Regions from separate parts of the Homo sapiens genome. Here region 1 is linked to region 2. A link is a loop called in an ENCODE intact Hi-C map of the cell type or tissue named here. Cell type or tissue: PC-3. All regions are shown on one strand. Links, peaks and the distances in the headings refer to the core of each region. The heading gives the core; the rest is flanking DNA. Region 1 holds the start of DAZL (deleted in azoospermia like). Region 2 overlaps OXNAD1 (oxidoreductase NAD binding domain containing 1).

The links. A loop is a pair of places that touch in the nucleus more often than their neighbours do. Peaks named below come from ENCODE experiments on the same cell type or tissue, not always from the same donor. Only the 100,000 strongest peaks of a DNase experiment are listed, where the experiment ranks them.
Region 1: a loop joins it to region 2, with 6 times the contacts of the local background. A loop is called at or near these places in 4 of 110 quality-filtered maps.

What each region holds. Positions count from the first base shown.
Region 1 is chr3:16,596,501-16,609,074 of GRCh38, forward strand. It overlaps DAZL (deleted in azoospermia like), which reads right to left and starts at 8,923. Exons shown (of 11, transcript NM_001351.4): 1 at 8,703-8,923; 2 at 1,952-2,098; 3 at 1,587-1,678; 4 at 990-1,041; 5 at 488-551; 6 at 250-389. The coding sequence starts at 8,705. In PC-3, for the core only: a CTCF peak has its summit at 4,933 (motif pointing right); DNase peaks (open chromatin) are centred at 4,481 and 4,951; H3K4me3 peaks cover 274 bases; H3K27ac peaks cover 408 bases.
Region 2 is chr3:16,284,088-16,296,661 of GRCh38, forward strand. It overlaps OXNAD1 (oxidoreductase NAD binding domain containing 1), which reads left to right. Exons shown (of 9, transcript NM_138381.5): 5 at 2,255-2,361; 6 at 10,769-10,910. It overlaps LOC107986065 (a long non-coding RNA gene), which reads right to left. Exons shown (of 2, transcript XR_001740608.2): 2 at 12,571-12,574. Among named protein-coding and RNA genes, the nearest start is that of OXNAD1, 25 kb to the left of the region's middle. RefSeq lists a silencer at 2,174-2,313. In PC-3, for the core only: a CTCF peak has its summit at 6,412 (motif pointing right); a DNase peak (open chromatin) is centred at 6,404.

The DNA.
Region 1 (12,574 bases), core at 1,695-9,694, 310 kb after region 2:
GGAAGAGATTTCTTCATGTGTCTACAGAGGTCATTTCTAAGATAAAGACAAAGTATACAGAAGATCTTTAGCTCATATAAAGAACAACACTAAGAATAAGAAATTTCTAACAAAAGTAATAAATTTCCCATCACTCAAAGTATTCAAACAGGGATGCCATTACCACTTACTACAGAAATTGGATGTAATTCCACAGAAGGTACGATGACTACAATAAACAAGAGAATAGGAACGTTAAGCAATTCTTACCTGAACATACTGAGTTATAGGATTCATCGTGGTTGTGGGCTGCATATAAGTTTCAGTGTTTGGATTAGTCCAGACATTCTGAAACTGTGGTGGAGGAGGATGATTAAAAACCAAAGGACGTGGCTGCACATGATAAGCACCTTTTTGAAAAGCAAAAAGAAAAGGCCTATTTTTAGTTCTTTGAAAAGCTACACAATTTCTTTTATGTTTAAAAAGAACAATTTCTTTTTGTACTCACATAAATTTTGTTTCCTGATTGCAGGGCCCAGCTTCAGCTTTTTACCATGGAAATTTATCTGTGACTGAAAATAAAACAGTAACAAAACTAGAATCAATTTTCAAGTCTTTACTTCCAAGACTTGGATGAACACCTAAAGTCTTCTAAAATTCCTATTATCATAGAAGATCAGTGATAACTACACACCAAATTAAAATTTGTCATCATGAAGCTACCTTACCCTTATTTCTCTAATCAGTGTCAAGAGGCATCAAGTGAAAGTTGATCAAAAACTTTTCATTACCCTGCCCTGTCTCCAACCCTTCCTGTCTGTAGTTCATGAACCTAGGTGCCCAGTCAAAAATAAACAGGTTCTAACAAGTTATGTAAGATTCCTCTAAGTTTGGATTTTTTTGACCAGAAAGTGTATCGTCTTCCAAATTTTACACAAGACTGAGTATATCACTTGACACTAAACATTGTATCAATTAAACAAATGAGATTTTTCTATTAGATTACTTACTTCTACTATCTTCTGCACATCCACGTCATTAAAAAATGAAACAAATCCATAGCTATAAAGGCAGATAAATGAAGTATAAAATCACCATCATACAGTACATGGTTCAGAACTTCTACTATATACGGAAGTGATCATGACTAAAATATGAATAATATACTATGCTAAATATTTAAGATGTACATGATAGATCCTCTACAAATACTGCTTTTTCTTCATCTGAACTATGTCAATCAAAATGTGCTAAGATTAGGGTAGTGTGAAAACTTCATTGATTAACAAAGAATTCATATCCATGAACCTGAATTTAACTTACTATCTAAGACAAGGTGGTTAAAATTTAAGATACTGTGCAATGTATGAAGAAAACAGTTCTTTGAGAAAACTGATTAATTCATTTGTATGAAATAAAGATTGAAGATATTCAAAAACAAACATTAGAAAAATGATTAAAAGAGCTGGCAATAAACTTTTATCCTCTACATGAAAGAAATTAACACAGCAACAAATTTATGTTAAGTGTCAGAATACCAATTTTGAAGTCTTCTCTGATACTCTATACGTGGCTAGAGTTCAGATATTTTTGATAAAATTACTCACCCTTTGGACACACCAGTTCGATCAGTGATTATCTTCACTTCTTTCACTGAACCATATCTAGCAAAGAAGCTTCTAATCTCAGTTTCATCCATCTATGGAAAAGAATTGAACTTCAAGAGTAAAAATTCAGCATTCAAAAATTTTAATTTTACTAAAAGAAGGTTCGATGATGTGACAATTTCTCCCCCATTTATCCCCAAATGACCAGTAGCTCTTTGTCAAAGATATTTTTAGTACCTATGGGTCAAATGTAAAACCAATTCTAAACCTCCATGAAGTACAAAAAAACCTTAAGTTTGTAACAGGGCCCAAATCCCATTATTCATAATGCATTTCAAGGTAAAAATGAGGTATGAATACAATACCCTAACATCAATTCCTCCAACAAAAACAGTGTTTGGCATGATTTTGCCTTCTGGTAAAATATAGCCTTGGCTGGTTGCAGCTGATGAGGACTGGGTGCTGGCCTCTCTGGAGATGGTTGAGTTTGGAGTTTCAGGATTTGCAGTAGACTGTAATTTGGAAAGTAGACATCATAATTAGATACACAGGAAAAACCTATACATAATGTGAAATATAATTTTTGTATTTTAAGTATAAAATATTTTATATAAATTACTTTCATTCTAAGTTAGTTCAGGCTCAGGATTTAAACTTATCAGAGTAGATCAGCATGAAATTTTAATGAAAGGATATAGTACTTTTTTTTTTTTTTTGAGAGAGTCTCGCCCTTGTCACCCAGGCTGGAGTGCAATGGCGTGATCTCGGCTCACTGCAACCTCTGTCTCCCAGGTTCAAGCGATTCTCCTGCCTCAGCCTCCTGAGTAGCTGGGATTACATGCGCCCGACACCACGCCCGGCTAATTTTGTATTTTTAGTAGAGATGGGGTTTCTCCATGTTGGCCAGGCTGGTCTCGAACTCCCGACCTCAGGTGATCCACCCGCCTTGGCCTCCCAAAGTGCTGGGATTACAGGCGTGAGCTACCACGCGCAGCCAGGATACAGTACTTTCTTAAACCCAGTATTGCTCATTACCGAGTCTTGCACAATGCTGTGGAAGAATACTTAGTATTTGTGAAAATACTATGTGAATTACTTAAAAAAAAAACAAACCCAAAATTGGAAAGTTCAGATTTGTAAAAATCAAAATTAAAATCATCCTGTTCTATATTCATAAACAACTTTTCATTTTACTGAGTACACTAATAAAAAGGATGACAAATATTAAAAAACTCCAAAAAGCCACATCAAAAAGAAAATAAGCCTCAAAGTTTTAAACCAATTTGTCCTGCTTCGCCTTTTTCACCAAAATTAACATGAATTTTTACAATTTTAACGCTGTGTTAGTATGCCTGCTTTACTTTGGAAATGGATCATGGAAACATTATTTGCTCACATGTCACAGCTCCTTCTAAAAAAAGGATTATAATCCTCTTCCCTAATGCTAGGGTGTTCAAATCATTTTTTGAAATAACATTTTTCTTCCTAACACCAAATCAGTCCCACTGATAATTCTAATTATCACAGTAGGCAGATATAAATTATACCATCTTTATTTTCAGATAAAGAAACACACATATAACTCATTTTTTCTGGATTTTGATCAGAACTGTCTTTATTCTTTCCGCAGTAGACTCTAAGGCTAATGTAAAATTTTCTGAAGTAGAATTTGTAAGTAATATATATGTTGGAGAAGCAATATAGCAGAGTGAAACAAAAATTAATTTAGTCAGGAGATCTAGGTTTATGTCCCTTACAGGTAAGTGGTTACAAGCCACTTACTTGCCAGCCGTGTATCTCTGGGCAAACTGCTTTGAGAAGGAAATGAGATAACATCTGTGAATTCATTTTGTAAAGTATAAAGTGGTATATCAATATAAGTTAGTGTCCTGTTATTTGAATTTATTTTCAGATTTTTTTTCAAGTTTCTTTTTTGGCTTTACTATTTTAGCTGACTTATCTTGAAGATACTTTTAATTAAGAACGAATTGAAACATCAGGAAACTATGAAACATCATTAATTTAAAAATCATTGGTGAAGTGCCTGTTGACTACAAAAGGTAACTACAAAAAGCTGCAAAAGAGAAAGCTATTACACATATACCTGTCTGAAAGAAAACAAGACAAAAGAAAGCAACTGTTATCTTTTTGAAAAGCACAGTAATTTTATAGGAATTAATAAGAAAGTAGAGTTCCTGCTTTGTTAATTAGATGCTAGAAGTTACTGATTCTACACAGCTTTACTAGAGATGAAATCTAAATTGTCAAATCAACTAAAGCTGAGTTTATTGCTTTTCTCTATTCGTTTGTGCTTATACTTGCTATTTTGGGTTTGTAAATAATTCCTAATTCTTTCTTTTAATAGTGGTATTTCATGACAATGATGTGGAAGAAAAATTTAAAAACTATTTCTACAGTTTTTCCTTTCTAAAAATGTCTTACGTTGTTTTTCTAAATGACATTAAGCTGCGTATCTTGAACTATTAGGAACCTGATTAGATTTCCCCCCTACAGACAATTTACCAATCCCTTCTCAGTTCATTCAGAAATCCCAAACAGAATAAAACAAAACAAAATAAATTCTGAAATTCTTGTAGTTTTTTCTCCTTTTCAATTCCCCCTTGATTTGTGGATGAACTTTGGATATGTTTTTCTTTGATAAACAAGCTATATATACAGTATTGTCTCTGCATCACAGTGTTTGGATGTATTTTAATTTAGAAGTGTAACATCTGGCAGAAAACTGTGTCAGATTATAAGAGGTCATGATAATGCATTGATTCTCAACTGGGGAAGATTTTTGAGCCCTGGGGGCATTTAACAACGTTTAGAGATTGCTTGTCACAACTGAGGTGTATTCCTGGCATCTGATGGGCTGAAGGCCAGGAATACTACTGCACATCCTACAATGCAAAGAAAGCTTCCTACAACAAGGAACTATTTGGTCCAAAATTTGAATAGGGTGTGGTTAAGAAACCTTGTGACAGTGCCACAAGAATTGAGGAGGAAAATTATTGTTTGGGAAGAACCTGATTTCCATTGTTCAGTAAAGTAAGTCTTTTCAGGACCTCAGTTTCCTTGCTTGAAAATGAATGGTTGGAAAAGATCTCTGGTGTCTCTTCTAATTCTCATACCCTATACAAGAGTAAAACGGATACTTGGCGACAACAGTAGTTTGGTAAAGAGGAAAAGAGGCATTTGATATTATTAGGAAGTCTGACTTTGGCTTGGATCTTACAAACTGGCTGCCTGCTTAACTGGAATCGTAAATATAAAATTCATAGGATCACTTTAATAGCGTAATAACATCTTAAATTAAGGAGGCACCATCATGTCCTAGTTCTCAGCCAGCAGGTGGCGCTCAAAGCTAACAAAGTAAGCAATGTACTTCATTTTTACCACGGCTTGATTAGCAAGGGTTGTTAAATTCCTACTGTATTTATACATAATTATAATGTATATATAAAAATCCACAATCAATAGACAAACTTTGGTGAAACCGTGGCCAAAAATATAAATGAATGCTTAGGATAAGCAAAAGCTTAATTTTAAAGAAAGTACCATCGTAACTGTCAATAGCATCCTGAAAACAAACTGCATTAAAGAAGTAATTTTCTTAATCATACCTTCAAGTGAGTTGGTGAATTTTGAAATGAGAAATGTTGGAATAGTAAACGGGTGAGCTTCAAGACCATCATATACACAACTCTCATTGTTATTTATAGCAAACATATTCCTTGTTATATTTGGACAACCAAGTGACAAAGACAGCTAAAAGCTGGAAAAAATTATTATGTAACTCCTGGGATGTCAGCTTCTTTCACAGTATTATCTAATTCAATTACTATGTGAACATGAAAGCAAACTGAGATTTATATAAACTGACCAGGAAAAAGGCTATAATTTGTAGTTATCAAAGTTACGTTCACACCAATAGGAAGGAACGAATAAAGAGAATGCTAAAATTAAGAAAATATGACATGAAAATCAGAATCAAAACTTTAAGTAAATCCAAGAGTAGATTCTTGGGGAGTTGGGGGTGGGGAGGATGAAATTCAAGCAATAAACAATCCTGGCAAAACTAAGCAAGAAAAGGCAAGAAAGCAAAAGGATATATGAGACCTGAGAAATGGGTTATGACCACAGATTATAAAACAATGCTATGCATAAACTCTATAGAAATAAATTTGGAAATCAACGACATGACAAACTTGTAGAGAAATTTAAATTTTTACAAAACAATCTTGAGAAAAAACACCTAATGATACCTGGCTCAGTTTCCGTGGGAGTTTTTTCAACTTGTAAAGAAATAGATAACTTGGGTGTATGTTTGTGTCAGAGAGAGGTGCACATACACATCAGACACCAGAAATAAAGACAGAAAACACAGAAGAGGAGATTAAAAAATTCAAACACTTTTCTTCAATTTTCAAAGAGGAAAAAAGTATTTCTCAACGCATTTTACAAAGCTAACAGCATATAAGTAACAAAGCCTCATCAAGATGAGCCATCCCTGCCCTCAACACAAATGCAAAATTCCAGCAGTATATAAAGAATATAGTTTATATTGGAAATGCAAGAATACTTCACAGGATATTGTTACTTTAACTCACCACTGAAAAAGCATTTGACAAAATACAGCATTCATTTTTAAATTATCTAAATATCCAAGTAAAACAGAAATAGAGACATCTTATTTTCTATCAATCTAATTCTACCCTATCATTAAGCTTAAAGTGAAATACTAGAGTCATCTCCATTGAAATTAGGAATAAGGTAAGGGCACCTCCTTATTACTACTATGTATTTTTTTCCACTATGTATGACAAAGGTGAACATTAATACAGTCTTTATGAATCAATACAAATAAAAATAAAAAGGAAGTTTAAAAAGCTAATGATCGATCAACTTCATTGATGATTTTTAAAAGTGCACATCAACATAGTAAAATATTTTCCAGCTATTAGGTTGACAATTCAAAAAATCCTAATACCTTTCATTGGAAAGGGTGTGGAAAAGAGATCACTCTACACACCATCAGTGGGAAAATACTGATACATTCTTTACACCAAGAGTAGCTTGGAAAAGATGTATCATAATTTGATAGGCGAGGATACTCATCACTATACTAATGAGGGGTGTAACTTAAAATTGTTACCAAAGGGGTAAAGCGCTTTCACCCAGCAATTCCACTTACAGCAATTCATCTCAAGGAATTAATAATACAAGCATGCCAAGATATTTACACAAGGATATTCATAGCATTTTTTTTTTTTTGAGACTGAGCCTCCCCTCTTTGTTGCCTAGGCTGGAGTGCAGTGGCATGATCTCAGCTCACTGCAACCTGCCTCACAGGTTCAAGTGATTCTCCTGCCTCAGCCTCCCGAGTAGCTGGGATTACAAGTGCGCACCACCACGCCTGGCAAATTTTTCTGTTTTTAGTAGCGATGGGGTTTCGCCGTATTAGCCAGGCTGGTCTCGAACTCCTGACCTCAAGTGATCCACCCGCCTCAGCCTCCTAAAGAGATTGATTACAGGCGTGAGCCACCGCGCCCAGCCCATGATAGTATTGTTTTAATATTGAAAAAGTATTCATCATAAGCGAATTCGGTAAAATAATGGTATAATTTTTAACATATACTGAAAATTAAAATTATCTTCAGAACAATGCCCACATCAATTGAAAGATGCAAGTTGTAAAATAGTATTATGCAGCACGGTGTAACTCTTGTAAAAGTTGGCCCATCTATATGCAATACATGCATAAAAATAATCTAGAAGGTCATACATGTACCAAAATTTAACGGTTATAAGTGTTGGGATTAAGATGGATTGCTATTTTCTTACAGCGATTGTTTTCAAATGAGTAAATATGATACTTTTATAATCAGAAAAATAATCCAATGAAACAATTCGGATTTAACTCTAAAAATGAAAAGTGTTATAATAAATAATTACTTACAACTCAAGGTGATTACTTTTTATTAGCATGGATAACTATATGTTGCACAATTACACATAATAGGTGTTTATTTTTATTTTAATGTTTATACATGGTAATATAAACTGTGTATAAATTTCCTCCCTGAAGAGACTGAGAATTATCAATGCAGACACACACACAGCATGTAATACGCGCGTTCGTGACTCAGTGGTTGGTCTGCGTGTTCAGAGCTGCATCTTGTGGTGGCGCTGAAGCAACGCTAGGCATTTACCAAACTCACAAAAACGCACACCCAACGCTATCTACCAAATGGACATTTTGTCAAAGGATCCTGGTTTATCGAGAGGGAAAAAACCGTACCCAGAATTTAAAAATTCTAAAATTCTTAATGGTAACTGCTGAAACCAACCTCGTGCGGCAAAGATGGCGTCAGGCGAGCTTTTCTGTCGCCGCCACACGAGGGAGCCGCCATCAGCAAGTCCCCCGCAGCTGACAGGCGCGAGGGGACCAGAGGCACTTCCGGCCCAGCCCCCTCAGCTACAGGGCCATGCCTTCAGGACGCCCCACACCCCACGCTGAGGCCCCCACGAACCCCGCCCACCCCACCAAGTACAGGGACCAGGAGGGAACCACTTCCTAAGGAAGCTCCGGCCCTCGAAGTTTAAGAAGGCAAGTCCCTCAGCAGGCCCGCCGCCATCTTGCGGAGCCACGGGGAGAGCGCGCCAGAAATGAGGCTGGCGGGGCGGAGGCGCGTGGGAGTGGGGGAGGGGCGGAGGCGCGTGAGTGGGGGAGCGCGTGGGAGTGGGGGCGGGGTGGGGCAGTCGGGGGTGGGGAACCCGCACCCCAAACCTCTGCCAGTAGAGAACCCGAACCGGGAAATGGGTGCCTCAAGAAGGCCGTGGCCCTTGCACGTGGCCGGCGAGGCAGCGCGTCCTCGGGGCCCACCCCCACCTTGCCGCCCTTGGCGTCCCGCGCCTGCCTCTCTGTGTAGGCCGCGCCACTGCCAGGCCGCCTCTCCCAACTCTGTGGGCCATGGCTGTGGTGCGTCCAGGCAGGTGCCCCCCAAACAGGAAAGCCGAGGATGACTTCACTTTCCGACCCTGCAGAGCCGAGTTTCACCCACGAGTGAAGACTCCGCCAGCCTTGCCCCTCGGGCCTCTCCCTCAACTCACCATGATGGCGGCAGGCAGCAGTTCCCGACCGGCTCCAGGAGGAGCAGAGGCTGTGCTTGGCGCACCACTTCTGGGGCTGCTGTGAGGTCCGCTGGAACCCGCTGCGCGGCTTCGAGTGGTCAAAGGAGCCAAAGATGAAGAGAAAAGGAAAACCAAGAGCGGGTGACAAGGCTGAGGAGCCCCGAAAGGCGGACCGTCAGGCTGAGGAGCGCAGGCGGACTGAGGCGTGGTCCGCGGGGCTCAGGGAGGTGGCTCCTGCGCCGGGTATCGGGGCGCGTGGTATCGGCCTCAGCCAATGGGTGGCAGCGCCCCGCCCCCTGCGTGGGGGGGCTGCGGGGGACGACGGCGCCCACGCGGCGGGGGCGTAGGGTACGCAGCGCGTGTGCGCAGGTCCGGTGCCTCAGTCCCAGGAAGGCGCCGCGCTCACATAGACCCACAGACACACACATCACCCCCAAAACACCCCTAAAATAAGTATGCATACTGAAATGTATGGTATAGTTTACAAAAATGATAATCTAATGTGTCTAGGCTGCAGTTTCCAAATGGCTTCTCTAAGGCACAGGGTTAGCGCCATCACTTTTAGCTTCACACTCACCCCAAAATCTTTTTTAAATGCCTACAGAAATAAATCGAAGCAAGTCTGTGGAAAACAGAAGGAGACATCAACAGGCCAGAAACTTGCACTCCTTTCTGTCAAGTTTGAGATAGAAGGGGTTGGATGGGAGGAAATGCCAGTTTGACATTCAGGATGTTTGTTCTTTCAAGAAATAGTTACTGAGTGCCTGTGATTACCAGGTACAGCAGATGCAGGAGTGAACAGAATAACAGAACATGTGTTTGCTCAGGGATCTTACATTTTAATGGGAGAATTCACCTTCCAGGCCTTACAGGAAGGCGCTAGGCCTGCCTAGAGAATTCTAGAACATTCTTAAGGTCAGAATACGGGCGTAGAGCAGGAGCAAGCTGTGGGCCAGTTGGTGGAGCCCATCACGTAACTTCGGGAACCACTGCAGCACCTTAGCTATACACACAGGGCTAAGTAGCTATGACCTTTATCCACAAACTTCACTTCTGTACTGACGGAAAGCATTAAAATGTTACTTTTTGAGCTGGCAAAACGGTGGACTTCTATAACGTGAGCAGTATCTCATTACTAACACCTAGTAATGCGGGATTAAAATAAAACGTTTTATTTTCAATATGCAGCTAAACCCATAAGAAAAGAAGGGAAATTCCAAGTACCAAAAATAAACTGAAAACCAGAGCAATGACTTATTCAACTGATTCTTCTCCTGCCCGGGATATGGGGGCTGGGCTGTAGGGCAGCCAGTCATACTAGTTTGCCCAGGACTTACATGATTTTAGCACTGAGAAATTCCTACGTCCCTAAGGAAACCAGAAGGATTGGTCATCCTAGGTGTGGGCAAAGTGTTGTTACTCTCTGTAACTTGAGATCTGGATGTTTAGTGGTAGGAGGTAAGGGCTCAGGGTGGGAGCTGGAACTGAGTACTCTGCAAAACGCCATTGTCCCTAAAATCCTTAGGAAAAGGATGGAGTAGGGAAAATGTGAAACACCCATGGCGAGCAGATGAGGAGGCTTGTCCCATCTCTGGATGAAGAAAATATGTATTTAACTCTGATTAAATTTCAAAACCCTAGACCTGCATTTCATCAACGTTTGGAGTTTAAATCTATAATATATTATTGGAATCCCCAAGCCAAGAAATGGATCCTCCTACACCATCACCCTCTCTCCTGCCTTAAGAGATCCTAGACATGGGGCATCTAGAATGCCTGGCAGAAGCAAACATAAAACCGACTTGAATGAATGCTTCTGCAACCTAGGCTGAAAGTGATTCTCATAAGAAAATGACCCTTTAATGAAAAGCTCACAATAAAAAATTATACAATACTACTTACCTTGAATAAGAATGGCATACGAAAAAGAAAGTTAAAATGTCAAAAACTAACAGAAGCAGCTTCTTTTGCATTGTGTATACGTGGTTTTTTTTTCTTTTTCTCAGTTTTTTTCCTCAACTTATTTGGAGTAATGCTCACGCTCTGGCTCTCTCTCTCTCTCTCTCTATGTGTGTGTATATGTATTATATTAATTATTAATTATTAATTATATTATATTAATTATTAATTATATTATATTAATTATATTATATTAATTATATATATATATATATTTTGAGACAGAGTCTCGCTCTGTTGCCCAGGCTGGAGTGCAGTGGCGCAATCTCGGCTCACTGCAAGCCCCGCCTCCTGGGTTCATGCCATTCTCCTGCCTCAGTCTCCCGAGTAGCTGGGACTATAGGCGCCTGCCACCAAGCCCGGCTAATTTTGTTTTTGTATTTTTAGTAGAGATGGGGTTTCACCGTGTTAGCTAGGATGGTCTCAATCTCCTGACCTCGTGATCCGCCCGCCTCAGCCACCCAAAGTGCCGGGATTACAGGCGTGAGCCAATGCACTCCGTATTTTTAAGTGATTTGTATTACTATTTTAAAATGTAAACTTAAAATATAAAGCTAATAAATAGCTTTACTTTCTTCTTGAATAATGCAAAGGCCTTTAGGATGTCTTAGCTCTACACACCCTCCCCTCTCTCAGTTTATAAGTTATTCACTATTTTAGTTCTATCCTGGTTTCATCATATAAATTAGACGTCGTTTTTTAGACACACCCACATATGTAACAACATTTTGCTTACCATTTCTTTGCATATCTCAGATCTTCCTTCTGAATCATTTTCCTTGTGCCTGTAGCAAATTCTTTAGAATTTCCTTGAATGAGAGTGTGATGTGGTAAACCCTTGCGTTTTTTTCCACCTGAAATATTTTGATTTTTCCCTGCTGTTTCATGATAATTCTACTGAATATATAATTTTAGGTTTACAAGTATTTTTTCCCCCCTCAGAATATTGAGCATATTACTCTGTTATCTTCTATTTTCTATTGCTACTGAGAAATCTGCTGTCAGTCTTTTTGATGTTTAAGACCAATTTTTCTTTGGTGTTCTGAATTTTCACAATGATGTAAGTAGATGTGGAGTTTTAAAAAATTTCTCCTGCTTAGGAGTTTTAAGACTTTCTGGATTTGTGTATTAGCTCTTAATAATTCTGAACAGTTTCACCCGTTTTCTTGTTAAAGATTAGCTGGTTAAGGGATTAAACATTATTTGTATTTTATATTTCATAAGTTATTCTTATAATTTACTTTTCTTTAGATCATGAATTTTTCAAAGGTTGGTGCTGTTTTCTTGAAATCGCTTAATAGAAAGAATTTTATCTAAGATCAAAACTGACTGTATCCATTTCAATGTGTTAAGATTAGTGGCATAATTCGTATCAGTTCAGAAATAAATCTCTATATTGCTTCCTATATGGGGGGAGAAGAAAAAAACGCTGGTGTCTTTGAACACCTCTGCCAGTTCTTCTGTGCTCCTAAAGCCTACGGCTTTGGAAAGAAGGCTATGTTTGTATAGGCACTTGAACTTCACTTCTGCAAATCATTTTCAAGATTTTTGTTATATCTGTCCTGAGTCTCTATTATTATTTACCTGTTTTAAAAATTAACTTCTTGTCCTAAACAACAATATTTGCAAGATCAGACTTACTGTTTTAGCTACATTTTTTTAACAATGACATTAAAATAAATACAGAATGATTAGAATTTAAAACAATGTTTGTTTATGCATCACTTCATACCACATACTCCCAGGGCAGCGAGTAACATAGTTTTGGGAAACACTGGATTAGCAGAACTCTATAGAGCTTTAGATATGCAAACTTAGGCCCAAGGGACTAAAGAGTAGAGTTTCAAATTGTTCTGCCTAATAAATGAGAGTAATCATATTACAAGGGGAGA
Region 2 (12,574 bases), core at 2,657-10,656:
CAAGACAGTATGGCTTTTACGTTTGCACTGGTAAAAACATGTACAAGCCCACCACACTGCAGTTTCTTGTTGTCCATGTGAGCAGTCTCTGAGATGTTCAGTGCTCAGTCTTTAAGGCCCTGGTGCAAAAGCATTGGTATGGTGGCATATATAGTTATAAATGAATAAAATGTAATATATAATGTAAACAAATGCTAATTAATTTTAATTAAGACAATGAAATACAGTCATGTGTTGCCTGCTGACGGGGATGTTTTGATAAATGTGTCATTAGCTGATTGTCATTGTGCAGACATAGAGTGTACTTAAACAAACCTGGAGGGGATAGCCTACTACACACTTAGGCTAAATGGTATAGCCTATTGTTCCTAGAGGACAAACCTATATGCATGTTACTGTACTGAATATTTCAGGCGTTTGTAACACAATATTTGTGTGTCTAAACATAGAAAAATAGTAAAAATCTGGTATTATGGGATCACCTTGTATATGTGCTTTGTCGTTGACCAAAATGTCGTTGCACAGCACATGACTGTACATTATAACCAACATTAATGAGTTCTGTGGGCCAGCAGCATTGTAAGTACTTTTGTCAGTATTATCTCATTTAATCCTCCCAGCAACCCTATGAGGTATAGGTGGTATTATTCTCATTTTATAGCTGAGGAGGGCTAGGTAACTTGCCCAGAGTCACACAGCTGGTAAGCGGTAGAGCCAGGACTAAATACCAGGCAGTCCAGCTGCAGAGCCCATGCTGTTAACAGCCATATTCTGCTGCTTACTTTATTTTGTTGCTGAATTGCTTTGAATTGCAAATGGCATTAGATGTAATCTTTGATGAAACAGGAATGTACTAAAGGGAGGAAAATTGAACATGAAGGAAAGGGCTGGTGGTTGCTGATGGAGCAGTGTTTCTGAGAGAGTAGGCAGGACTAGGACCAAGAGTGCAGGTAGAGGGTCAGTAATGGAAAATTACCCCAGTTGATTTTTAGGAGAGGAGCAAGAGAGGGTTGACAAAAATATGGAGAAAGAAAGGTTAGGTATTTTGCAGGAGGGAGAGAAAGGTAGATAATACTAGAAGATACTTTGAGGTGGTGAGAGAGACCACCATCCATCATGAGAATTATCCAGTGGATTTTTGAAAATGGTCTCCACTAATAGTTTGATGAGATTTAGTAGTCCTATTGGAGTAGAGGGCCTGCATGAGCTAGCATTAGGATGGGACGTTCATTGACCTTGACAGATTTCCAAAGCACCCTTTGGTGGAGCTGTGAAGGTCACACTTTCCAAGGAGAGGGCTATATTTTGGTTAGTTGCTGATTTGCTGCCACAAGTAAAGATGAACAGACATAGAAGGTTGAGGAAGGAAAGAGTCATGTTGTCTTTTTTCTTTGCTTGTGAAGATGTCCCAGGCTTACAGGACAAAGAAACACAAAGCAGATGAAAGAATAAAGGAAATAGATACCTTTTGAATTTGAGGGGTGTTGAGCCATGAATGGCACATACCTGCATAGCTCCCGAGTCAAACCTATTCAAGGCTTTCCAGAAATCAGATACATCATGTAAAAATAGTGCTTCTCAAATTATCTGTAGGGAAGGGCTCTTTTTATTGTTAAGATTGTGATCTGTTTCCATTTTATAAAATATCGTGTGATAAAAAATGAATTTGAAAATTAATTAAAAACAAAGACATGAAGAATGCAAACCCATTTTGTTTTCTGTTACTAGACTCAATAGGCACAAGATTGTTCTGTGAAATTGTTAAAAGTTTCTAAGTGCCTGCTTTTGATTTCTGAAATTAGCTCTTTGTGGGCTCCTTACACCCCCAGAAGCAAGAGTGGGCCTCACTTTGCCCAGTGCTGATGGAGAATTTAACGGCAGCTCCTTGATAAGACCCTGGCTTGTTTACAGAGTTCCAATTCCCTGAGCTCTTCCCAGAGTGCCTAGCCCAGTGCACAGCACATTGTGGATACTCATCAGATAAATGCCGGTTAAAAGATCCCTTGAATAGATGATTTTTGAATGTAGGATAAAATTAAATTAGTATGATAGCAAGTCTCTCAAAAAAAAGTTAATTAAAATGTATTCACATGGTGGTAGGCTGAACTAAAGCAAAGTGTGTTTTACCTTGTTTGGCAATTTTCAAAAACCACATCTTTGTAGGTTTCAAAAACCTTAGTTCTCAGGATGCCACCATTTGTCCCTTGTGCTGTGTACGCACTAACCTCAGCCACAGTTCATCTTTTGGTTTTAGATTGTGTCAGCAGCTAAGGTGTGTGGAGCTGCCAGTGAGTCACCGTCAGTGAAGAGCCTCCGCTTGCTTGTTGCTGATCAAGACTTTTCCTTTAAAGCTGGCCAGTGGTAAGTGACTTTTCTGTGTTCCATGTATGTATGTTCAAGAAGGTGCCATCAGATAGAAGGTATTATTTTTTCTCCTGGAAAAGGCTAGCCATTCCCTTGAGGAAGAGGAATTCTAAATCATATCTGCTCAGGGTGAGCCTTTGTTGGCACAGAGGATCTGATTCCTTTTCTGGCCTCAGAGCCCACTTGGGTTTTGAGCCCGTGGCTCCCTCAGTCGTATATGAAAATTGCTGTCTTGTGTTTTCCACATTCAAACAAAGCTAGTTCTGGCCCATGGAACTGACAGCTCTGATAATTAGACTCTTCAGGAATGGTTGCTAACAGAATGCACTTCAGTAATCTAATCTCCTTGAGTTACGTGTTGCAGGAGATTCATAGGTTTTTTAAAAGTAGTCTTCTTCGTGTCCAATGCAGAGTAAACAAAGTATCCTGAAGAGAAGAGGAACTAGTGATGTCATCACAGGGCTCACTACCCTCTTGACTGAATTTGTCTATCATATGTACCTTATTTGGGTTGAATTTAAATACTTTGCCTAATTTGTTATCAGGATTCCCCAGTCAGGCCCAGCTCCCCAGAACCCCCACACAAATCATAAGTCTGTCCCATTTGACTCGGGACTGATCAGCATGCTGACTGGGTAACATTTCCTCCGAATGGGGCCTCCCTGAGCTTCAATTCAAGTTCAATTGTAAGGAAAGCAACTTGAATTTCCCTAGGAAAGGTGTGTTTGGGTGTGTGTGTCCTTTATTTTAATAAAGCATTCATTTCTAAATGGATTTCTGGCATGTCAGTCTTGATAGTGTTTCTTAGGAGTCACTTGACTAATTTTGGCAGTCCATCTGGAAATGTGGTTTTGTTAGAAGGAGGATGTGTGATAATAGCAAGTGTGATAATAGCAAGAGTTAGCAGTCTTGTGTGTTAATAGTTTGCCTTTGAATTTAGAACTAGAAAACAAGATGCTGATTGCAATAATTTGGGTTTGTGAAGCAATTTACTGCAATCTTTGCACATGTTCGATGATACACATTAAATGCATTTTGCCTGTTTTAGGGGGCGGGCAACATATTTACCCTTCAAAAATGGTTTAGCAGTCATTATATTGAAAAGTGGAAACTTTAATTGTAATGATCTGTTTTCCATATTTCCTTTCTGTGGAAATGTTTGTGTCCTGTGCAAAGCACTGTCTCCGTGCCTTCAACTCTGAATCCTGCCAAGACTCAGACCCAGCCTCCTGGTTAGGAAAAGCCTGTGCATTGGTTATTGTGCTGCCACCGTGGTGTGCCTGCAAGTGTAATGCACTTGCTAACCTCAGTTACCTGATAAGAAAATGTCCTCATTCCCTAGTGATATTTGTAGAAATAGAGTCCTACTGTGATTCTCAAGATGAAATGATTTGGGATTGGTGTCATGTATACCATCCCAATGAATGGATTTGGCCATTTCACTGAATTTAGGCCTGGTTTTCGTATGTGCCTGTCAGACTTCTTCGGAGGTCGGACTTGGCGGGTAAGGATCACTGGCTGGTAGTGTGTGACGCTTTCCCTCCCAGGTGTTGATCAGCATTCATTCCAGGCCCCTGGGCCCTCCTCTTTCAACAAATTTTACCCTTACCATTGATTTATGGTTCTAGGGGTTGTGAGTTCCTTTTGATATTTGACCTTATGGTCACAGAATGGCCATTTTGCTGAGGTTGGCGGTGTCTGTCCCTTCCATGCTGTTGCTTGAATGGCTTTGTGCTCTAGGCTGTCTCAGACCATCAGCTTGGTAGTAACAGCCATGTGGTACTTTGGAGAAGAGGGCAAGGATTAGGGATAGGAAGTGAGGATGTGGCTGCCATGCAGTTTGTGTAGGTAGGATTATCAGACTGGAGAGCTGCTAGAAATCAAGGAGAGGGTTGCTGTTGGGCTTATCTTTGGGGTAAGAGATTGGGCCGTGATTCCACATCTCTGAATTTTTGACCAGTGGCTTCCTCTGACACCTACCAAACTCTGAGAATGAGGTTCCAGGCACAACTCTAACTAAATAAATGAATGTTGTCTGTGACTAGCTGGAGCTTTGGCCACAGATCCCCATGTAGACACCTTCAGCATAGATCAGATATAGGCCTCAAGGGGCTCTTTTTGCACTACACTGTATTCTTACTGGGCCTTGCAGAGAGGGCTGGTTCCTGTAGCAATAAACCAGTTCCAAGAACTGTAGCAATCCAATCCCGAGAGAAAGGCCAAAGGCAGAACCACCTCAAAACATCTCTCACATGAGCAGGGTTGAACTTCTTGGTTCATCTTACTAGTAGGCCTACCACTTGCTAGCTCCTTGGTGAGGCCTGCCCTTGACCAGAATTCCTCCTCCCTTGGGGTGGAAAGCTTGGCACTCACTCTTGGGTCTGGAGCATGCCACCACTGGTCCTCACACAGTGTGCAGCTGCCCTGAGTTTCTAGATTCACATTTGGCTGTGGTGCTCACTGCCTGCCTCTGGCATTGGTTATGCTACTGTGGGTAGCAGTGTATTGTCGCCTAGTGCCCTGGAGACTGCTCAGCTCACATGCTTGCTTTCTACCAGCCAGCTCTGTGATGTGGTCAGTTTCCTTATTTGTCTGGGCTTCAGTTCTCATATCTTCAAAGAGGGAGCAGTAGTATTCCTACGTTTTGGGATATTTAAAGTGTTTAGCATAATGCCTACTGTTAACTTCATTTGTTTGATTTTAGCTTTTGTTATTGCTAATAAGTATTTCATTCAGTTAGATCATATGTGCTGATAAGGCCCAGGGGACAGATTCCAATTCTTATCTCCTTGGTCAGTTTCCCTGCACTGAAGCTGTTGATTGGAAGAGTGGCAGGCCAGGCAGGAGTGGGGGCTTATCACCACCATGTCACCACTGATGCCCCAGTCAGTACTCAATCCACACTTGGCTGGGTATAGCTTGCCTCCTGAGGGGAAGTAAGGCCAAAGCATTTTCACAGAGTGGAGGGAATTCCTGGTCCTAGTGTGTCTGACTTTCTACAAGATAACATAAGTTTAGATGCTAGAAAGCAACTTTGAGCCCTGCTGAGAGAAAGAGGACACCAAGAAGAAACACTGGAGGAGCAAGATTAGAGAAATAAGACTTTATACCTACCCTTGAGCAGGGCTGCCACACTGTAGATAGATAATATCCTTGCAACCTACACAAGCATGTGTGGCAGCCCTGATTCTCACAGGACTGCACATAACATAGCACTGTATTCCTTGGCATCTTTTTCAAACTGTGTCCTCCCCCATTACTCATCTGGTAAGCATTGTGTGTCTTTTAAGACTGTTTAAAGGGCATCTCTTCTGTGAAGTCTTTCTTAATTCCTGTACTCCTGGTAGAATTGACTCCTCCTTCCTCTGCCTTGCCTCGCTACGCTAAGCAGATTTTATCATTGCCCATTTAATTGTATGTATTTGTTAATTTTCCTCCTCTTAGAGTGGGTTCATTGAGGGCAGCAACTAAGACATATGTGCATCTTTGTACCTCCAGCAAGTACCACAGTGCCTGTATATGGTAGGCAGGTGCTCTCTTAGATGTTTGCATTAAGTGAATGAGTGAGGGGCTCTGAGAACTGTAGGCAAGGACTAAAGAGTTCTGGGATCTCATAGTATAGCTGCTGTGTGCTTGGCACTGGGGCTCCCTTTGTGGACAGGACCTGGCTGCCTGGTGTGTCATGGTTGGATGTGGACATCCACTGCTTCACCGCGCACCTAGGCTCCTTCTGCATACACTCACTCATTGGGTATATAGTAAGGGCTTTAACTCATGGCTCCAAGAGTGCTCATCCTGCAAAGGACATTTTTAAAGGTGTGTGTTTAAGGTATAATTCTTTCTTGGACAGATGTTTTATGAAATATGTATTGTGCATATTTTCTTAAATCCATTCAGATGAAGTTTTTATGTAACTTAAATTCTTCTGTATTTTTTAATGAAGGAGTCCTTTTTTTCCAAAGGTAGCTTTCCAGAGTTACTAGAGAAGAGGGTTGGTTCCCTTTCATTCAACTGAGAGAATGGCCTTCATCAGCATTGAGCAGCAGAGGGCACTGTAGTTCAGGAGATGAAGCAGCAAAAGTAGCTTATTAATGTATTTATTTTTTAAACATGGAAATAATGGAGATTTTTGTATACCTCCTCTGTGATAGCATATAGCAACTGTGTTAACAAATGCTAACGATAGTCTTTTAAATTTTTATCTTGTCAGAAATGAAAAGAAAGTTAAAGTACTCATGGAAAAGAGTCAAGTGAAAATAGGTTAAAGTTGGCCAAAGACCTTTTCTGGAGCACTTCCAATCCAGAACTGGTTTTTAAACACTTATAATAAATGACTGGAAATGTAAGGCCATAGACTGCAGGAGAATATTTTTTTAAGGTCATAGATCAGATTAGAGAACATCTTTTGCTTTTCTTTTAGGCCTGTATGTAGGTAAGCAACTGGGGAAGGATGATACTTTTTGCTCTTGTGATGGCTGTGAAACACCTAGATTGGATGTTTATGTTTCCCAGATATGGGGATGAGAATTTTTTGTGGTTCTGTGTTCCAATACATTTTTCTTGGTATGTGACTAGGTTTATTGCATTTCCTAGAATCCTCACCAAAAAAGGGTTTCTGTGGCATAGAATTATTGAAAGCTTGAAACCCAGGAGTTCTAGACTACAGGATGTGGTTAGAAGAAAAGAAGGAAACGTTAAGACTTGTGTAACTCAGAGGCCATATCGGCCTATTAAGTCTGTCAAATACTAGTGGGAGAGTTTTTGTTGCTTTTCTTGACCCTTTTTTCATACTTTTTAAAACTTAAAAAGACTGTTATGTTGAGATATATTCATATAAAATTCAAACATTTAAAGTGTACAATTCAGAGGTTTTAGTATATTAACAGAGTTGTGCAGCTATCAGCACAATCACATTTAGAACATTTTTATCCCAGAAAGAAACTCTGTAATGATTCTTATTCATTCCCTATCCTCCTGCCCGGCTTAGATGACCACTAATCTATTTTGTCTCTATGGATTTGTCTCTTATAGACATTTTATACCAGCAGAATCATACAATACAGTGTGTGGTCTTTTTGTGATTGGCTTCTTTCACTTAACATGATTTCAGGGTTCATCTATGTTGTAGCCTGTATCAGTACTTCATTCCATTGTATGGATATGCCACATTTTGTTTATATCTTCATTAGCTGATGGACATTTACATTGTTTCCACTTTGGGGCTATTGTGAATAATGCTGCCATGAACATTCATGTACAAGTTTTTGAGTGAACATACAGTTTCACCTGTCTTAGGTCTAAACCTAGGCATGGAATTGTTGGGTCATATGCTAACTAACTAACATTTTCAGGCACTATTAAATTGTTTTCTAGAGTGGCTGTGCCATTTTACATTCCCACCAGCAATGTATAAATGTTCCAATTTCTCCAGACCCTAACACTATTGTTTGTCTCTTTGATTATAGCCATCCACGTGGGTGTGAACTGCCAGCTCATTATGATTTTGACTTACATTGCCCTAATGACTATTGATGTTGAACATCTCTTCATGTGCTTATTAGCCATTTATATGTCTTCTTTGAAGAAATATTAATTTAAAGTATTTTGTCAGTTTTTTATTTGGTTGTCTCTTTATTACTGAGTTGTAAGAGTTCTTTATATAATCTGAATACAAGAACCTTAATATTAATAGATATATTATTTAAAAATATTTTTCCCATTATGTAGATTGTCTTCTTAACTTTTTTTTTTTTTTTTTGAAATGGAGTCTCACTCTGTCGCCCAGGCTGGAGCGCAGTGGCACGATCTCGATTCAGTGCTACCTCTGCTCCTGGGTTCGAGTGATTCTCCTACCTCAGCCTCCCAAGTAGCTGGGACTACAGGTGCATCTGCCACCATGCCCAGCTAATTTTTTTATTTTTAGTAGATACGGGGTTTTACCATGTTGGCCAAGCTGGTCTCGAACTCCTGACCTCAGGTGATCCACCCACCTCGGCCTCCCAAAGTGCTGGGATTTGTATAGGCATGAGCCACTGTGCCTGGCCCTGACTTTCTTGATGATAACATTTGTAGCACAGAGTTTTAAATTTTGATGAAATCTGTTTCTCTATTTTTTTTCCAACCCTTTTGGTTTGGGGTCATATCTAAGAAGCCATTGCCATGAAGTCTTACTCCTGTGTTTTATTCTAAGAGTTTATAATTTTAGCTCTTACATTTAAGTTTCTGCTCTGTTTTGACTTAATTTTTGTATATGTTGTGAAATAGGGGTCCAAATTCATTCTTTGTATGTGGTTATTCAGTTCTCCCAGTGCCACTGTTGAGTAGACTGTTCTTTTGCCATTAAATTGCTTTGGCAGCCTTGTCTAAAATCAATTCACCATGAATTTAAGGCTTTATTTCTGGACATTCCGTTCTTTTCCATTGATCTACATGTCTGTCCTTATGTCAGTACAACAGCATTTTCATTACTGTAGCTTTGTAGTAACTTTTGAAATCAGGACCTGTGAGTCCTACAAATGTAAACTTCTTTTTCAAGATTGTTTTGATGATTATGGGTTCCTCAAATTTCCATATGAATTTTATGATCAACTTGTCAATTTCTACAATGAAAACACCTGGGGTTTTAGTAAGTATTGCATTGAATCTGTGGATCAATTTGAGGAGTATTGCCATCTTAGCAATATTTAAGTCTGCCATGCCATGAACATGGAATATGCTTCCATTTACTTAGATCTTTAATTTTTTTCCAATGGTGTTTTGTAGTTTTTACTGTGTAAGTCTTACACTTATTTTGTTAAATTTATTCCCAATTATTTTATTCTTTTTTATGCTATTATAAGTGTAATTGGTTTTCTAAATTTCACATTTGGATTGTTCGTTGCTAGTGTATAGAGATACAGTTGATTTTTGTCTGTTGATCTTGTATCCTGCAAACTTATTTGAATTTATTAGTTCTAATATCTTTTTAGTGAATACATTAGTATTTTCTATATATGACAGCATACCATCTGCAGCTTCCACCTCTGCAATCTGAATGCCTTTTATTTCATTTTCTTGTTTACTTACTTTGGCTAGAACCTCTAGGACAGTGTTGAGTTGGAGTGGTAAAAGTAGACATCCTTATCTTGTTTCTCTTAGGGGGGAAACTTTCAGCCTTTCACCATTAAGTAGGATGTTAGTTGTTCTGATCACGTTTTATTTCATTTTCTTGTTTACTCACTTTGGCTAGAACCTCTAGTACAATGTTGAGTTGGAGTGGTGAAAGTAGACATCCTAATCTTGTTTCTCTTAGGGGGGAAACTTTCAGCATTTCACCATTAAGTAGGATGTTAGCTATGGGTCTTTTGTAGGTGCCCTTTATCAGGTTGAGAAAGTTCCCAATTATTCCTAATTTGTTGAGTATTTTTGTTATGAAAAAGTGTTGGATTTTGTCAAATGTCTTTTCTTGACTATTGAGATGATCATGTGGGTTTTGTCATTTATTCTACTGAGTGGTGTATTACATTTATTTATTTTCAGATGTTAAACCAACCTTGTATTCCTGGAATTTTTGTACCTAAATTCAGAAGGGATACTGGTCTATAGTTTTCTTTCAATGTCTTTGTCTGGCTTTGGTATGAGGGTAATACTGGCCTCATAAAATGAGTCGAGAAGTGTTCTCTTCTGTTTTTGGAATAGATTTTGAAGGATTTGTATTAATTTTTAAATGTCTGATAGAACTTAACAGGATGCCATCTGGACCTGAGCCTTTCTTTTTTTTTTTTTTCTTGACATGAAGTTTCGCTCTTGTTGCCCAGGCTGGAGTGCAGTGGCGCAATCTTGGCTCACTGCAACATCCACCTCCCAGGTTCAGGTGATTCTTCTGCCTCAGCTTCCCAAGTAGCTGGGATTACAGGCATGCGTCCCTACGCCTGGCTAATATTTTGTATTTTTTTTTTAGTAGAGACGGGGTTTCACCCTGTTGGTCAGGTTGGTCTCAAACTCCTGACCTCAGGGGATCCACCTGCTTTGGCCTCCCAAAGTGCTGGGATTACAGGCGTGAGCCACTGCGACTGGCCTGGGCCTGAGCTTTTCTTTGTGGGAAGTTTTAAAATTATTAACTCAATCCTTTAACTTGTTATGGGTCTGCTCAGATTTTCTTTCTTCTTGAGTCAGATTTGGTAGTTTATGTCATTTTAGGAATGTGTGCATTTCATGTAAGTTAGCTAATTTTTTGGCATATAGTTGTTCATGGAATTCCTTTATAATTCTTTTTATTTCTATAAGCTTTGTGATGATATCTCCTCTTTTATTCTTGATTTTAGTAATTTTTTTTCATAGTCTTGCAAAGGTTTGTCAATTCTGTTTAATTTACCAATTTTTAAAATTGCTTCAACAATAATCATTTATTTGGCTTTCTTTTTAGGGTTGATTTCTTTATTCCAGGAGTCTCTGTGGTTGGTGGGTTTTCAATATGCTCCAGTCCCAGACTGCTAGAACAAGAGAGAGTGATAGAATTGGCAGTGAAATATACGAACCACCCTCCTGCCCTCTGGGTTCACAATACGGTAAGCACACTGCCTGTTTAAACGCGATGATCTGGGTATCTCTGCCACCCACAAAATTTGTGTTAAGCTCATTTGATTCACCTAAGAAACCTGGGCTTGAGTAAAAGGGTACATGCCCAGAAAGAGCTTCTAAGAAAGGTCAAAGAAACTTTGATGCATTAAGTATGAGTCAGAGACTTTGGGATCTGGAAGTATTTTCTGGGTCACCAAACGGTATTCAGTTGAATACTGCTTTAGAATTAAAATATTTTATATTTTAGACAAGTTCTAAAAAGTTGGCTCTCTGTGTCATGTAAATGGTAAATCTATAAATCAGATTATTTTGTCCTAACCATCCTAAATAAAGGGAATTAAATTATTATTCTGTCATTTTTGGAGGGGAAACTATCTGATTACATAGTACTGCTTCTTCCCAGAGGTGAGCACAGCTAAATCCACGGTGCCATTGCCTCTCTATTTCAGTGTCTGGAAAGCTCTTCACTCGGGATTCTGAGAGAGAATCCAATTTGATTGCTGTTAATAACTCTTATTTCACCACAGGGCTCAACACAATCCTACAGAAGCTGCCTGTCATTACCTACTAGAACTCTGATAACAAAGAATGAGCTCAGAACAGATCAGTTACTCGTTGTCTTAGTTTTTGACCCTTCTATCCTTTTCACTTATTGCTTTTTCTATTCTTTTCCTTTTCCTTTCACTTCCTCTTCATTGCAAGAGTGTCTTCTATATTTACCAACAACCTCCATCCCAACCAGGCATTTTCTTACCTTCTTTACCAAAAACACATACCAGTATAAATATGGCTTCAAAAACAGCATTTTCCTGTTTCCTGGAAATCATTGAAAATCAATGAAGGAAAAAGAAAACAAAACCTCTATTTTCAGCAAAACTTGGAAACACACTGTAGTATATTTTTAAAGGTTGCAGAGAATTTTTGGGTTTCTGTAGGAGCCACATGGAAATAAGTAGAGGAGAGAGGCCGAGTAGCAAATTTCATAGAGCACCAACAAAAATACATGAGGGAGTGGGGTGGGACTTACAGCTCTTGCCTGCAAAGAGGGTATGGAAACACAGTTGCGTTTTGTGGCTGTAGAAGGCCCACCTGAACGCAGCAAGGTTCAGTTAGGAGAGAAGGCACGCAAAGAATCACACAGGCAAATCATGTTTGTAGGAACTAATATGTCCTGTAGTAGCTGAAGAGAGCTTTTATGTTGTGAAAACCAGCTAGCTTAGGATACTCTCTGGCCCATCCCCCAATGTAGGACCCTCTTGCAAATAGTCCAAAAAAAAGCACAGTTCATTTCAATCCCATGAAAGAAATCAAAGAAGACATGAGTAAATAGAGAGATGTACTGTGTTCATAGATTGGAAAACTCAACATAGTAAAGAAGTCAGTTCTCCTTAAATTGATTTACAGATTTAACATAACAATAATCAAAATCTCAACAGGATTTTTTATAGATATGGACAAAGTGATTTTAAAATTTATATGGAACAAAAAAGGACCTAGGATAGCTAAAACAATTTTGAAAAAGAAGAATAAAGTGAGAAGAATCACCTTAATCAAATTTAAGATAAAGCTACAGCATTCAAAACAGTATGGTATTGGTGAAAGGAGAGAAACACATCAAATAATGTTACAGAATGAAGAGTTCAGAAATAGA